2 separate regions of the Mus musculus genome follow, and region 1 is linked to region 2. The links are chromatin loops, found by intact Hi-C in ENCODE. Cell type or tissue: left cerebral cortex. All regions are shown on one strand. Each heading gives the region's core, and the rest is flanking DNA. Links, peaks and the distances in the headings are about the cores only.

What was found. Hi-C counts contacts between places; a loop is a spot of excess contacts. Peaks named below come from ENCODE experiments on the same cell type or tissue, not always from the same donor. Only the 100,000 strongest peaks of a DNase experiment are listed, where the experiment ranks them.
Region 1: a loop joins it to region 2, with 2.4 times the contacts of the local background. A loop is called at or near these places in 2 of 42 quality-filtered maps.

Annotation. Positions count from the first base shown.
Region 1 is chr10:111,181,011-111,189,346 of GRCm38, forward strand. The region is part of intron 1 of Osbpl8 (oxysterol binding protein-like 8); the gene reads left to right. Gm51266 (predicted gene, 51266) reads left to right here and starts at 4,620; the gene lies at 4,620-4,688. In left cerebral cortex, for the core only: a CTCF peak has its summit at 5,061 (motif pointing right); a DNase peak (open chromatin) is centred at 2,984; H3K27ac peaks cover 435 bases.
Region 2 is chr10:111,246,953-111,255,288 of GRCm38, forward strand. All of the region lies in intron 4 of Osbpl8 (oxysterol binding protein-like 8), which reads left to right. Among named protein-coding and RNA genes, the nearest start is that of Bbs10, 48 kb to the right of the region's middle. In left cerebral cortex, for the core only: no CTCF peak of the experiment used is centred there; DNase peaks (open chromatin) are centred at 1,390, 1,620, 1,795, 4,175 and 2 more places; H3K4me3 peaks cover 2,932 bases; H3K27ac peaks cover 3,897 bases.

The DNA of each region.
Region 1 (8,336 bases), core at 82-8,081, 66 kb before region 2:
GGTCAACTGGTCAGCTTGGCTCTTCTGTCTGTAGCTTAGGCTAGGTCAGATTGGTCAAACAAATCAATTCCTCTCTGTTTGGAATACTCATCTTCTCAACAGCCGGAACATTCCAGTGCCTTCCAGAGGGCCTTTCCAAGGTTACCAAATTTAGAGCAGTATCCTCAGACCTCTTGATAGGCATTCGTAGACGGTGAAAGTGACTTTAAACCTGGGTCCCAGAAGCGTAAGTCCTCTGTACTTGCATACGAACTGGGTATGGTTTCCAGCACCCAAGTCGGGCAATTTATTATGGCCTGTAGCTTCAGTTCCAGATGACCCAAAGCCCTTTCTGGCCTTTGAGCACCTACACACACAAACAATTAAAAATAAAAGTAATCTCAGGACCCCATGGGAATGACGTTAGCTGAAATACCCCACAAAGGGGAGGGAGAGTCTGTCAAGACCATATCCAGAGGTTAGGCATGGCCCCCAGCTGAGGGATGGAACCACTCAAAACTTTAACCCAGAATTGCTCCTGTCTAAAGGAAATTCAGAGACAAAGTGTGGAGCAGAGACTGAAGGAAAGGCCATCCAGAGACTGTCCCACCTGGGAATCCATCCCACATTCAGACACCAAACCCAGACACTATTGCTGGCAGGAGCCTGATTCCTGAGAGGCTGTGCCAGATTCTGACCACTACAGATACGGATGCTCGCAGCCAACCATCGGACTGAGCACAGGGACCCCAATGGAGGAGTTAGGGGAAGGACTGTAGGAGCTGAAGGGGCTTTATCTGGCATCAATGGGAGGGGAGGCCCTTGGTTCTGTGAAGGCTTGATGCCCCAGTGTAGGGGAAAGCCAGGGCAGTGAGTTGGGAGTGAGGGTGGGTGGGGAGCACCCTCACAGAAGCAGGGTAAGGAGAGATGTGATAGAGGGTTTGCAGGGGGGAAACCAGGAAAGGGAATGACATTTGAAATGTAAAAAAATACAATAATTTTTTTTAAAAAAAGTAAGTCTTTTAAAGAAAGATTTTGATTTCTTGCTGTAGGCCTTTTGATGTTTGGCTTTTTCTTTCTCTTTCTCTCTCTCTTTCTCTCTCTCCCTCCCTTCTGCCCTTCCCCCTCCCTCTCTCCCTCTCCCCTTCTCTTCCTTCCTTCCTTCCTTCCTTCCTTCCTTCCTTCCTTCCTTCCTTCCTTCCTTTCCCCCAAGACAGTTTTTCTGTATATCTCTAGCTATCTTGGAACTCGATCAGTAGACCAGGCTGACATCAAACTCACAAATTCCCTCCTGCCTCTGTCTCCCAAGTGCTGGAATTAAAGGTGTGCACCACCATGCCTGGCTTTGATGTGTTTTTTAAATTATTACTTATTGTATGTATATAAGTGTTCTATCTGCATGCATGTCTGCATGCCAGAAGAGGGTATCAGAACGCATTATAAATGGTTGTGAGGCACCATATGGTTGCTGGGAATTGAATTCAGGACCTCTGGAAGAGATCCTAAAGTGCTCTTAACCACTGAGCTATCTCTCCAGCCCCTGATGTATGACATTTAAGGAGCCTGTTAGAAGTGATTAATACCTTTCTTAGGGAAGCAGATTTATTCTCCTCAGTGGCTGGTTACAAAGCTATCCTCCCCACTTCTCTCTGCGCATGCTTACCTGCCCTGTACTACCACTGGTGATATATCTTGGACTTCCCACATTAACTTGCATGCAACAAAATTGTCATATACCAACATGCACTAAAGGTAAAATTCAGAAGTTATGGAGACTGGTTCTTTGGCCACCAGGTCTTCTAGATCATCTGATGAACTTGTTCGTCATTGTCTTCACCAGCCTTCCAGATATGGTATAACAATATTTAAAGGTACAGAGGCAATTCAGGTAGGGATATGTGGCCTGCCAAAAATGCTCCTTTAACACGAGTAAAGCCAGTTTAACAAACATGCTACAGTTTGAGCCCTGTAATCCCCAACACTAGGATGATGGAAGCAGGAAGATCAGGAATTAAAGATCACTATCAGCTACATGAGACCCTGTCTCAAAACAAAAGAAAACATTTGAATAACTAGTAGGTGTGTGTATATATGTATGTACATTATATATTACATATACAATGTATATATAATATATATCATATATTAGACTACAAACATATTTAAATATATCTTACAAGTCAAACCCTTCTTTAATTATTCTAATGTGTTAGAATAGTTCTGATCTCCTGTTCAGACTCCTGCATGTCAGAGTGGATTACAGGTATGGGTCACATTTTACTGAGGTTGTAGTAGTCATAAGGGAAAGCCACTTTTAAAGATTACTTGTTTTATTTTGTTTTTTGAGATGGTCTCACTCTGATTCTCAGGCTAACCTTGAACTAAAGCAATTAGCCTGCCTAATGTTACCTCATTTAACATGAAGACCAATTAAGGCCAGCTGAGTGTCAGTGCTGGTTATAAGGTAGGAGGAGGGATAAAGATAAAGAGGAGGGAGAGGGGGGGAGAGGAAAGGAAGGATGAAGAGGGGTGAAAAGAATAAGAACTTTAGATATTTTCTGATTTTAACCCAAATTTTTTAGTTTTACTATACATGTGTGCACGTGCATAATGCACTTATTTAAAATTTAATTTATTTTTTTGGAACTGGGTACCAGGCTACAGGATCCACCTATGCCTCCTGAGTGCTGGGATTAGAGGTGTATAGTAACATGACCACCGAGTTTTACTAATTTTTTCCAAGGAACAAGATTGTCATGTACCAGCATGCACTAAGGATAAACCCAGAAGCTGTGGAGACTGGCTCTTAGGCCGCCAGACTGTCTGACATGGTGTTGAGAGCGCCAAGTGCTCGTCCTCTTTCCCTGGTTTTCTGTGAACACAGCAAATGCATGTACATGTTTGTATTGTGGGATATTTTAGAAGCAGAACTAGAGCTGTGTTACAGTGTTAGGTTTCCAGTTTCCCCACTACTCAGTTTTGTTAGTAAGTCCTCACATTGAGTTTTGTTTTAAAGCATTAGCTGGGTACTAAAGAGTCTTAGGACCTGGCCTCCTGCCCACTGGCTTGGGCACTCTGTGCTTGGATCCTTCATCTGTAAAATGTCTGGTGTTGAGAGCTGAGCTGAAGTTCCCTAACAGCTCTAAATGCTATTGAGGAGCTCCAGGGTTTTAAAGGGCAGGCAGTTCATTGCATTATATATAGAAAGTGATTATCTTAGTCCAGCTGTGAACACGTAACGGGGCGAACTCTTGGCAAATTGAAAATGATGTCAGAAAGGGGTAGGGGGCAGAGTGGGTGTCAGAAACCAGATTCAAACCCACCATTTCTTATTTCCTAGGGTAACCAGTAGGTGGGTCTGCTACTTTTAAGATAACAATGACCTAAAACTGGAAAAAAATAACTTCCCGGAAGCTTATGGTGGTTGTATTTGTGTGTGTGTCACTTGAGGCAGGGGACGTTATTTTAGATAGTGTCTCATTTAGCCCAAGCTGGCTTTGAATTCTCTATTTTGTTCAGACTGGTCTTGAATTCTTAACCCTCCGTCCGGTCTCTATCTCCTAGGTGTTGGAATTACAGCCATTCACTGTAGGCCAGGCCTGAATATATTTTTGATTGAGAATTTAAATCACGTTTTGGGATGTTGGGAATGTTTTGATTTGTTGTGAGACTTATGCCATCATCTTACAGTGAGTGCCTTGGGAAAGCTGGGTGGGGGCTGAGGCATTAGAGCCACTGAGAGAAAGCCAGGGTATGCTTTCCACTCTTTGGCTTCCGCCTTAACATCATTTGGCAAGCTTGCTCAGGAAAGGCAGTTTTAGCTTTAAGTTGGATGAAGGTGTTGTTTTTTGAATTAGCATTAGTATTTTATTATTACTAATTACATGCTTATTAAATACCTTTGGGGCTGAGGGTGGGGTGCACACCTATAGTCTTAGCATCTGGGAGCACTGTGTCAGCAGGAGACCCGAAGTTTAAGTTCATGTTTGGCTGTATAAGGAAGTTGAACTCAGCCTGGACTATATGAGACTGTCTCAAAAACTGAAGCAAACAAAAGGGTAGGTTGTGGATTTTTGCCTGTCATGTTCTAAATTGTTGACTCTTTATTTCCTTGTAGTTTTTCATTTTGGTCTGCTTTTAAGTTTTTAATCTCTGTTTTCAGTGTCCCCTGTATGTTTATATGCGTGTGTGTGCGTATGCACACACATAAATGCACATGTGGAGATCAGAGGATACCTTGCAGGAGTTGGTTTTCTTCTACCATGTGGGTCCTGGGCTAGGGTTGACAGCAAATGCCTTTATCCACTGAGCCATCTCACAGGCCCAGTTAGTTTTGCTTTTTTCTTCCTTGTCCATATATATGCTCTTTGTCCTCTACCATGATGTATATCATTCATTGTTCTCTCTGCTTTTTTGTTTGTTTTGGTGCTAGAGATAGAACACAGGGCCAGTGGGGGCTAGGCAAGCACTCCACCTGCAGAGCTTCACACCTTCAGCCTTTGTGTACTTTATTCCTATTTGAACCCACTCCCTTCCCCCTTACAGTTTTCTGTATGGATAATGATAACTGAGGAAACAGCCTATAGGAGGGGCTTATGTAAGCAGAGCTTTAATTTAAACTTCTTTTCTACAAGCCAGTCAGTGTTCCAGCATGGAAGGGGAGGGGTTCCTGAGCTTGTGTCTTTAACCAAGGAGCTGTGGACACTTGATAGGCTTTAGGAGAGGGGTAGTCAGTTTTCTTTAAGGGTGGGACCCTGGTAAGTACATTATACTTCAGCCAATAGTCCCACACCTATTAGTATACAGGGAACCCAAACTGGACAGGGTGGGCCACTCAGGCTTGGGAGGTAGGAAGTGATCTGGGAGTAGCTGGAGAAGGGTGAAAGGTGAAGAGGAACATTGTGTGGGATTCTCATTGAGCTAATAGATTAAAAAGATTTTCTTTTAAAAATTTATATCTGCACATATTCCTTCTTTGAATGCTCCTGGCTGCTGAATAGCATGTTTTTTTTCTTAAAAAAAAAAAAAAAAAGATTTATTTTTAGTGTAGTGTTCTGCATGCACGTATGCTTGCACACCAGAAGAGGGCACCAGATTTCACCATGATGGTTGGGAATTGAACTTAGGATCACTGGAAGAGCAGCAAGTTCTCTTAACTTCTGAGCCATCTTCTAAGATGAATACAAAGTATATTTCCTACTTTAAACAAGAAATTCTGAGTATTTTTCTCTTCTACTCATTTATAGCTGCTTTTGGCATTTCTTGTAAGAGTTTTTCTTAATTCCCTTTTAAGTTGTTAAACTCATTCTCCAAGTTAGAGGTGTGTAAATAGATGTTCCATGCAGCGTTCCATACTCTCACTCTAATCTCCCATAATGGAGCCTTAAAGAGGCAGGGCAGGTCCTCTATCCTATGGTAAGCATTCTTGAAGGCATTGGTTTAAAATATCCTAAGCCTCGTTTAAAAATTTTTGTCTATAGCAGTGTTAACCTGTGTTTAAACTTTAAACTTCACATTATTTATTTATTTTGTGTATGTGTGTGTATGGGTGTGGGGCATGCATAGGACAATTGTCTCGGAGGACAGTTTGAGTAGTTCGTTCTTTGATTCTACTGTGTGGGCGCCAGGGATTAAAGTTAGGTCATCAAACCAGGCAGCAGGTAGGAGGAACCTTTACTTGCTGAGCTGTCTCAGCAGCAGATAGCCCCAAAGCTGGGATTACGCTTACATAGTATAACTTGCTAAACTTAAAGATGTAATTTATGTTTCTTAAGAGTGATAATTTCTTTTTTTTTTTAATTTTAAGTATCAATATTTTAATGCACTCTAATCAAAATATAATTATATTATCTCTCCTTTTCCTTTTCCTTTCTCCAGCCCCTCCCAGGTCCCTTCCCCCCAAGTCCTTTCATACCCCCTCAAATTGATAGCCTCTTTTTCTTTATTAGTGTTACATATATGCATGCATATACAAATAGTCTGCTAAGTCCCTTTCTGTTGCTTGTGTGCGTATTGTTTCAGGGTTGACCACTTTGTATTGAGTAAACAATGGGGGCGTTCAACCCTCGGGTTAATTCTCTCCCTCTGATCAGTCATTGCTTGCCTCTCGCTCTTTGACTAGGAGCAGGACCCCATCTGATTTTCCTCCTGCATTAGCGTGTCGATATTGTCATTGTTCAAGTCTTGTTTATGCAGCCATCTCTAGGGTAGATCAGGTAAACGGTCTCACAGACTTCCTGGCATTTTGGCACTTACAGTCTTTCCACCCTTCTTCCATGACCTTTCCTGAGCCGTGGATGCTGGAGCTGTGCTGCCTGTATAGTCGGATCCCCACAATCCTTTGGTCTTTGCATTGTGTCCAGCTGTGGTTTTCTGTGATGGTTTCAGTTTTCTCCATAGAGAGGATTCTTTAACGAGGCATAAGCACTACACTTCTGTTAGTATAAGGATAAAACTTAAAGTGTCTTTAGAAATGATGCTGGTCTAGCAAAGTGGTGGTAGTAGATTCTCCTTGGCTGTACAAAAGCTGTCTATTTTGATGCAATCCCATTTGTCAATTCTTGTTACTATTTCCTTAACTTTTAAAATCCTACACAGAAAATCCTTGCCTCTGCGTGTATCTTGAGGTGTTTTCCTTATGTTCTAGTTATTTCAAAGTTCCACATTTTCCATTATAGTTTTTTATTCACTTTGAATTAACTTTTGTACAGAATTAAACAACAATGTAGTTTTAGTCTTTACATATGGATATTTTGGTTCCCCAGCACCATATGATAAAAGGCTGTCATTCCTCCAGCATTTGGGTTGTTTGACATCTTTGCTGAGAATAAGGTAACTGTAGCAGTGCGTGCGGGTTTATCTGTGTGTCCTCTGTCAAACCTCGCGTGTCTATGTGTGTGTGTTCATACTAGTATTTACTATGGCTCTGCAGCATAATTTTAAATCAGGTGTTATAATGCCTCTAGCATTACTCTCATAATTGCTTCCATATGATTTTAGGATTGCTTTGTTGTTGTGTCCTATCTACGTGAAGTAAAAATTGGAATATTGATGAGGAGTCCATCGAATCGATGGGCTACATTTAGTAATATAATTATTTTGACAATATTAATTGTTGCATGTAATATTAAAAATCAGTCCATGCTATTGCGGGCTACTCTCCGGCCCTGGCAGTCTCGCTGCCTCCAAAGCTCAACTTCTCACAGTCCCAGTCATTTAACCCCTGCGGCTGGCTGCTGTCAAACCTATAAGCAATCTCAAATTTCCACTGCTAGCTGGGGATGCACTCTCGCAAACCCATGCTCTGCCAGGGTTACCTTCCCCTAGAGCTCAGTTTAATGGCTGCGAAATGGAAAACCCCAGACAATCTTAGTATAACAGTCACTGGGCTCGGAATCTAGCATCCTAACTTCCCCAGCTGTTCCATGTTAGAAATCTTCCGGTGACGGATCCTGGTGGATTAACCACCTGAACTAACAGCCCCTGGCCTACGTCTTGTCTGCTTCCCTCCCACCATCCAAAAGCGAGTGATAAATGCTTTTAAAAATGTTCTATACCTTAGAATTCTATCATGAAAAACATAAAGGAGAAATCATGTATGATTCTGTACAATATCACACACACAATGTGTGTGTGTGTAAATATGTAGTTCAGGTGAGTGTGTCTATGTGTGTCCAGGAGGGAGAAAGCAACATTCTTTAAGGCTTCGCCCTCTGCTCTGTACTCGCCAAGGCCCTTAACTGGATGTGACTGTTTTAGTTTTTTTTTGTTTTTTTGGTTTTTCGAGACAGGGTTTCTCTGTGTAGCTCTGGCTGTCCTGGAACTCACTCTGTAGACCAGGCTGGCCTCGAACTCAGAAATCCGCCTGCCTCTGCCTCCCAAGTGCTGGGATTAAAGGCGTGTGCCACCACTGCCCAGCTTTGGTGTGACTGTTATGGATCTGATAAAACCTTTGTTTTCTACACCCTTTCACCAAAATGGTTACTATTGCTGTGATGAAACACTGCGGCCAAAAGCAAGTTGGCAGTAAAGGCTTTATTTCTCTCACAGTTCACATTAACAGTTTATCATCAAAAGTAGTGAGGGCAGGAACTCAAGCAGGGCAGGAACCTTGAAGCAGGAGCTGATGTAGAGACCGTAGAGGGATGCTGCTCACTGGCTTGCTGCTCCTCATGGTTTGCTCAGCCTGCTTCCTAATAGGAACGACCAGCCCAGGGATGGCACCACCCACAGTGGGCTGGGCCCTGCCCCATCAATCATTAATGAAGAAAATGCCCTGCCAGTGTGTGAACATTCTCATCTTCTGAAGGCATCTTCTCAGTTGAGGTTCCTCCTCTCAGATGACTGACTGTAGCTTG
Region 2 (8,336 bases), core at 125-8,124:
ACCTTTGTAGACTTCACACAATAATCTTATAATATAGATGCTACTCTTAGTATTTTATAGATAAGGAAATGGAGACCCTATTAAGTTTAAACCCTACTTAACTGTAAGAGGATAATGCCTTTTGTGATACCTTCTTTATTCCTTTAAAGGCAAGCACTAACTGTATGAATTAATTATAATTTTCTGATTGTCTATGGTTATTAATTTCCATTTTATGGTATGGGGAAGAGTGAAACAAGGCAAAAACAGAGGCCCTCAGATGACAGCACCACAGCTCCATAAACTTAATTTAACAATGATTTTTGAAATGCCTTTGCCCAAGGTGGGCAGGGATAGCATTATACAGGAAGTTTGGTTGTTTTATATGTAGCCCTGGAACTCACTATGTAGACCCCCTGCTTTTGCCCCTTGAGTGCTGGGATTAAAGGCATGTACCACCCACATTATTGGAAACTGAGTTTTTAAATGCTTTTCCCCCCTTAAGAAGAAATACTCTTAAGGTTATATGGACTGATGTTTTATATGAACCAAACTCAGATTTAAAGTGTGTGCATGGTAAGAAAGAAACTGAATCTTAGGGCAAAGTTCTTATAAGAATAAACCACTAAGTTTAACTTGAATGGAGTAAGATAGGGTAAGGCAAAAGTAATTTAATAAAATGAGTTCTTGGGAATTTTAAAAGTTAGGCATAAAGAGATGGTATAGGTTATTACTTTTGAGATAACAAATGATTTGTTTTTGTATGGACAGAAGTCATTGGTAGATTATGTATTTTGAACAAACACAGGGGAGAGGAAGTGAAGCAGCTAATGCTCCAAGGGTGTGCGGCGTCTTTATGCTGTCGTTTAATCTTCTGTGTTGATTGGCTCACATTCACGGTGCCCTAAGACTCCTGTATTCCTCTTAGAAGTAAAACTTACATGTTAATTCTCTGCTTTAGCAGCTCTGATCCACCAAAATTGTACTTGAAAGAATATCTTTCCTTGTGAAATTTTAATCATGGCCAAGACAAGCAGCAGATTAGATATAAATCTAGAAGCTTCAGTAAAGATAAACAGTATAATGTTGGGATCTGTTTTTGAAGTAACCAAAAGCTGGAAAGAGAAGAGTCGGGAGAAGAGGGAGATGTGGCCAGATACTACAGAAATATAATAGATGTAATGACAGGCTTGTCGTCTTGAGAGAAGAAAGAACCCTATTACTTCATCGAAAATGGCTAAGTATTGATCTTGCTTTGTTTTTCTAGAGCAGTGAGCAGCTCAGTGCAGGGCATCGTTTCTTTGATACAATCGTAAAGCATTAGTGGAATAGCCCTTTAATCAACTCGTTTTTAAAAAGGAACCAGTTGTCTGGCTCAGTGCCTTTGCCGTCAGTCTCTCTATCTGTTTATTGCTGATTTGACAGTCTCTGGTCCTCCTTTGCTGTTAAATGTGTGTGTCCTTTGTTTGTGCTGGTTTGCTACATTTGGATGTGAGAGAAAAGCCTGTCTTTGCCATATTGGGCTAATTAGCCTTCTGGGTGAGCATCTATATTAAATAGACCTTCTAAACCATGAAAGAAGAGAGTTCACAGCATCGTAGATTTTCTTCATGTACTGGGGTTTCGTCTGTTTTATTCCCTCCACGAATTGATGGCCGAAAGCTCGTCCGGAATGCTTCGTTTGGAGGATACAATGAACTTTCTCCTTCCTTACAAGGTTGGTTTGTTTCATCTTGTGTTCTTGCCTTAATTTCTTACATTTTCTTAATGAAAATAATACGGGGATTTTTAAAATCTTAACATCATGTTTCATTTAAACAAGTGTGTTGTGAAAGCTTAGCTTTCAGTAGCTGCCTATCTGTAGCCGGGCTCTCCCTCATCTTCTTGTACTAGTCTCTTCAGCTGAAACTTGAGAGCTCCGAGTCAGTAAAATATGAATCTTGATTTTTTTATCATGTGCATTTTGATTTAATGTAGTAGTAAATATATGACCCTGATGACAGTTAAAACATTTCCGAATTTGATATATAATACATATATATTCCTGTAAAGAAATGGTATTGACAGAGGTATTAGCAGATGAAAGCCAGACATTTAACATGATTAGCCATTTCTGTAAAGGAGTCATTATAATTAATGTTTATCATATGTGCTTTTCTTACAACCTTTTAATTCTTGACGACAGTAAAGTTTTCTAGGTATATATTTTTTGCTAGACTTATTCATGTGGAGTTAATTTTTGCTAAGAAAATTATATGTTATATACAGTATAATATTTATTAAATGAAATTAGATACTTTAAAGCTATCATTTAGGCATTAAATGGTCAATAAGATGTAGAAAACTTGAGCTTATATTTGAAAACTATTGTGACAAATATTTGGTTATTCATTTTAATATTAACTAAAATAAATAAATATATATATTGACATTTACATTTTTTGAATTTGAAGTAGAGTTTTAGTTTTACCCCTAACCTTTTTGGGTCTTTGTGAATAACTATAATGACAATAAAGCATTGTTTTGAGATACCTAAACATTAAATAAATTATAAATTCACTAATTTCAGATTCTTTTCTAACAATGTTTTCAAAAAAATAAAATAAAATAAAAGCCCATGGTTCTAAGCTATACCTAAGTAGCATAAGCTTTGAATAGTATTTAATCTGTATTGTCTTCTTAACATAGTGTGGTTCCGATCATGGGTCGTTTATGTCCTTAAGCAGTGTAAACTTTAGTGTGTCCTTATTCAGAAGTGACTTTAAAATACAGTGTAGCTTTTAATACTGTATGTGCAGCCTGTGTTTTTGCACGAGACTTGTTCCTGTCTTGTGTTTATCTTCCAGACTGTTTTTTGTGCCGTTGCTAGGTATAGTAGCGCATGCCATTTGTTGACCTTCACACCAAAGATCTGTTTAGTATTAAGGAATAATCAGTGACCTTCGTAAACAATAGAAACCTGACGGTGTGAAAGTTTGGTATAAAACTTCAAAGTAAGGAAACTTGAAGGCATTGTTGTGAGTTTATTTTGTCAGAGGAGTAAATGATGTGCTGAGTCTCTCACTCAGTTCTTCCAGCAGAGAAGTCCTGTAGGGATTCTTGTGTGTGCTGTGAGAAAAGCTCTTCAGAGTGTCCGCTCTATCAGTCAAGCAGTAGAGTGAGGTGCCCCAGAGAAAGGGCTTTGTGTTATGTGTTGAAGTTAAAGGTAAAAAGAAATAGACATCTGATGCCTTTTGAGATATTTTATTGTTCTGAAAGATTATTTTAGATGCGTTTGCTTTCATATAGTAGCATTAAAGGAGAATTAATTCTACCACAGTGATATTTGAAGATAACTTTATCTTATACAGCAGTTACTTTTTCATTTTTCGTTTTTATAGGAAATTTTATCTGTTTCTGCTTCTATCTCTATCTTTCTCTCCCACACCCTTCTACCAATAACTGCATTATTTTGTTGATAATGAGCTGTATTCTAGAGCTCCGCCCTTGCCTGCGTGCTCATTATACCATTGTGATGCAGTATGCTTTGCTTAGTTAGGATCTAATTATATCTCTAAATCTCAGATCTTATTTACAGCTTTTGTACTTGTTTCTAGAACACTACCTAAGAATTGTGGGAAATCCTTAGCAAAGAAATCACCTATAAAAGACTTTACTTCAGGCTTTTAAAAATAGTGTTTTACTTCTTAAATTTTAAATTTTCTTAAATTTTAAAAAATTAGAATTATTCAGGCCCAGAGAGATGGTTCAGTGGTTAAGAGCACTGAGTGCTCCTTCAGAGAACACAGGTTCCATAACCAGTACCACATGGTGGCTCACAGCGCCTATAACTCCAGTTTCAGATGTTCGGACACCTTCTTCTGGACTCGATGAGTACCAGGTTTGCATGTGCTACACATACATAAACTCAAGCAAAATATCCACAGATAAATAGTAAACACTTTTAAAGTTACAATTATTTAGTGTGTGTGTGTGTGTGTGTGTGTGTGTGTGTGTGTGTGTGAGAGAGAGAGAGAGAGAGAGAGCAGGCTGTGGGCTCATGTCGAGGTCAGAGAGCACCTTGCAGGATTTGGTTCTTTCCACTATGTGGGTCCTGGAGATTGTACCCAGGTTGTCATGGTGAGTGGCTGGCAAGTTCTGCTACCTGCTCACCCACCTTCCGGACCCTCAGCCTTTGTTACCATACATTTTATAGTTCTTGGGTCTTCAGCATATGGCTGTTAGTTAAACTTGCGTTGGTAGAAGTACAAGCAGTTTTTTAAAAAAGACCAAAGCAGCATAAACTGTTTGCTGTTATATCTAAACAGCAATGGTTAGCAAGCCGAGTTTGCTCCTGTGACGCAGCTTGTCAATGATGCTAGCATTTGTATTCTTTAGAAAGCTCATTTACTCAGAACCAGTGTCCTGTTTTAGTAGAAGTAAACTCTGTGTGCTAAGAAATTATCTAATATAAAATTTATCTAGACAAGAAACTGAAGTCACTAGAAGTAAACACAACTTGACATGGACTTATAATTACCTGACAGAAGCGTTCTCTTCAGTAGAATTATTGTGAGCCTATTCCAAATATGGAAACATTAGAACAAAGGCTACCGTAGGTGTCCAAGTTACCTGTGACTGATTCTGTCATTAGGGAATTCTCTTGTTGTAGCTTTGATGAGACTGCTTTGGAGAGGCCTCAGTTATTCTGGTTTTAGAGAGTACTGTGGCACTCTCTTCCAGCGTCCTCCCCTGTGGCAGCCCTGGCTTCAATTGCTTGTCCAAGCTCTACAGTTCGGATCCCGGACAAGAACTGTGTGTTCTCAGCTGTTACCTGCCTTCCTTGTGACAGCAGTGGGACTGTCACCCGTCTCTGTTGGAGTCCTTGCCTCCCCTCTAGACAGCAGCCTTTTCTGTCACATGGTAGGAAGTAGTGGCCTGGACAGGCTCTCACGTGGCTGGCCTGCAGCTTGCTCTGTAGACCAGGCTGTCCTCAACTCAGAGATCCAGCAGCTTGTGTTCCCCGAGTGCTGGGAGGAAGGGTGAGCACCACCATACTTGCCTGCTGCTGAGCACTCTACTAACTATACTTCATGGCATAAGACTTAAAGGAAAGGTCCTGACTCTCAAACTTTTATGGCAGACATTTTTTAAAGGATAGATCATTTTGTACCTTTTTAGGAATTAAGATCTATCCAGTCTCATGAGAAGATCTAGCATCAACACTAGCAACAATTTTTTTACATTACTGTGTTGAATTTCCCATGGAAACCCAGTATGCAGTTTGGAAATTTTTTATTTTAGAGGGGTGTTTTTTTTATATGTTTTGTATATTTTATGTTGACCATCTGCTTTTTTAAAATTTTAGTTAACATTTAAGGAATTTGGCCAGATTTGCATATTTTAAAAAGCATTTAACTTCCTCATTTATAGATAAAATTAAAAATAATTTGAATTTAATCATACACTATGATATGAAGCAAATTATGTGATTTGCAAGTTCAAAATATGACACTGTTAAAATGGAATTCATTTATTTAGTTTGAGAAGTCGTATATAATGTAGGTTCATGAATACTGTTTTCTAACAGTTTGGACATTGTTGGTTGTTTGCTGTAGTGCTGGGCATGGCTCAGCTGGCAAGGTGCTCTATGAAAACCTGAGGGCCTGCGCTCAGATCCCCAGCACTCACGCACAGTCTAGGTATAGCAGAGCATACTTGTGGTCCAGCGCGGGGAAGGTGGAGACAGGAGACTTGCTGGGGATTTCTGGCTAAGTAGCCAGATGGACAAGGTTCAGAGCAAGACTGAGCTCATCTCAGAAAATAAAGTGTAAAGTAATTGAAAAGACACTGACGCCAGCCATGGGACACACAGACAGGAAACTTAGTCACACATACACACAAGCACAGGAAAGAGTATACATACACACAAAGTTTAATTTATAGCTTTCTTTTCATTATGGTTCTATTTTAGAAATAATATGTGGATGTAGACACAGTGAGCTGGATTTTTTTTTAACCTAGTAAGTGGGTTGATACAGATTGAGCCAAGGCTAAAACAACACTGGGAAATCTGAAGTCTTATGTGTTCTTCCATGTGTATATTTAGAGGGTCCTGACGTTGTGTTAGTCATTAGTATTGAGAATTCTTTATGGGTGTATTTATTGCTTTGAGTACTTTTTTTTTATTTCAAGCTTAATTTTGTAACTTCTAGTTCACTTTATATTTAAGTTTCAAATTCCTGTAAGTTTTCATCTGAAAATCCATGTTGCAGTTATGAAAATCTCCCCACCCCCATATTCAAACTGAGTAATCTTTACTTTTTCTAGAGAGAGAAATATTTTCATGCTACAGATTTATTTTAGTAAAAATATTAGAATTAATAAGATAGAATAGAATTAAAATTTATAAACATCAAACAATAAATTAGAAATCATTTTGAAATGCTTCGGGCATTGGTCCTGTTGTTGATTCATCTTTGTGACATGGGAAGAGCTAACACTCTGCCCTACAAGTAAAAGGAGCATCAGTATTTTTAGACTTACTTATTTTTATGTCTGCCTTTTGTTGTTGTGTGTGTGTGTATACATACATACATACACACACACACACACATATATTTATGTATATATATATGTATATATATATGCTCTTTGTGTGTGCCTGATGTCCCCAGAGATTGAAGGAGGAGTTGAATGTCCTGGAACTGGAATTACAGATGATTAGGAACCCCACTATGTGGGTGCCAGGAACTGAACCCAAGCTTTTACAAGAACAATGCTCATAACCACAGTCTTTCCAGCCCTGTTTGTGAATTCTAGATTCACAGTTTTAGACTGTTTAGAAGTCAGAGTCAACATTATATACATGTTCATCTAATTCTTATAATAAACACATTATTAGATATTTACTTCCCCTTTTAAGATGGCATCTCACTGTATTACCTAACCTGGTCTCAAGCTGCTAGATTCAACTATTCTTCGTGCCCCTGCCTCCCAGATAGCTGGTACTGCAGGCACGTGCCCTACACCCAGGCTGGTTGGTTGGTTGGTTGATTGTATTCTCTTGCCTCTTCTTTCCCTTCCTTTTCTTCTCTTCCTCTTCTTATTTCTTTTTCTTCTCCTTTCCTTCTCCCTTCTCCCTCCTCCCCTGCCATGTCCTCTCCTGTGCCTTCTCCCCTCTTTGATGTATTCTTATTGAAGATTTATTTTCCCACCCTTCTTTATCACCTTATGAAATATCTTTCTAGTTGACAGTAAGAGTGAAAAGCTTACTTGGATGTTTTTTTTTTTTTTTTTTTTTTCAGTTCAGAAATCAGCTCACTAGCATTCTGGGGATGTATCTTGGTTTGCAGAAGACATTTCTAACTTGTGCATGGCAGTGATTGTGTTCCCTATAACTGTGTACACTGGGTGGAGCGGTGCAAGCCTGTGTAAGCCCGCCACTCCGAAAGTGGAGGCAGTGGGAATCAGAAGTTCAAGGTATTTCTTGGCTCTATATTGAGTCCAAGGCTAGCCTTGGCTACACCAGGGCCTATCTTTAAAAAAAAAAAAAAAAAAGCTTGCTAGGCTAAAAGGTCTAAGAGGATGATATCATGTGAATTGTTCCAGTAGCACAGAAAGTAATATTCAGGTTGGCACTGGTGGACTCGAGAACTCTTCATTGCCATTCTCTTTGTTCCTTAAGAATGTCTCAATGCATGCAACCTAGTTCTGTCATACGAGCATACTCACCCTCCATCCTCCCCGTAACGTTTCCCAGATCCACCCCCTTCTTCCTCCACCGTTCATAACTCCACCGTTCATAACTTCTTCCTCCCTGTTCATAACTTTGCCCTTTTAAATTTTCTTTTTCCTAATATATACATGTGATTGATTGTGTTGATGAATACCATGTATATGTTAAGTGCGAGGCCAGAAGGGAGTTGACAGATCCCTGAATTGCCTGATGAGAGTTCTTAGGCCCTTGGGAAGAATGGCAAGTGTTCGTAACCCTTGAGCCATCCCTCCAAGTAAAAACAAAAACCTACAGAATCTAGTTTGGCTCTACCTTAGTTTTTTTCATTAATTTATTCACTTTATATCCTGATTTTAGCCCCTCTTTCTGCATAAACGCTTCCAATTCTCCTCAGAGAAGGGGAAGCCTCTCATGGTGACCAACCCACCCCAGCACATCAAGTCACAGCAGGACTAAGGCTCATCTTCTCCCACTGAGGCCTAGACAGGGCAGCCCAGCTAGGGCAAAGGGTTCCAAAGGCAGGCAACAGACTCAGAGTCGGCCCCTGCTCCTCTTGTTAAGGGACCCACATGGAGACCACACTGCACGTATGCTACATATGTGTAAGGGGCCTAGGTCCAGCCCCTGAATGCTCTTTGGT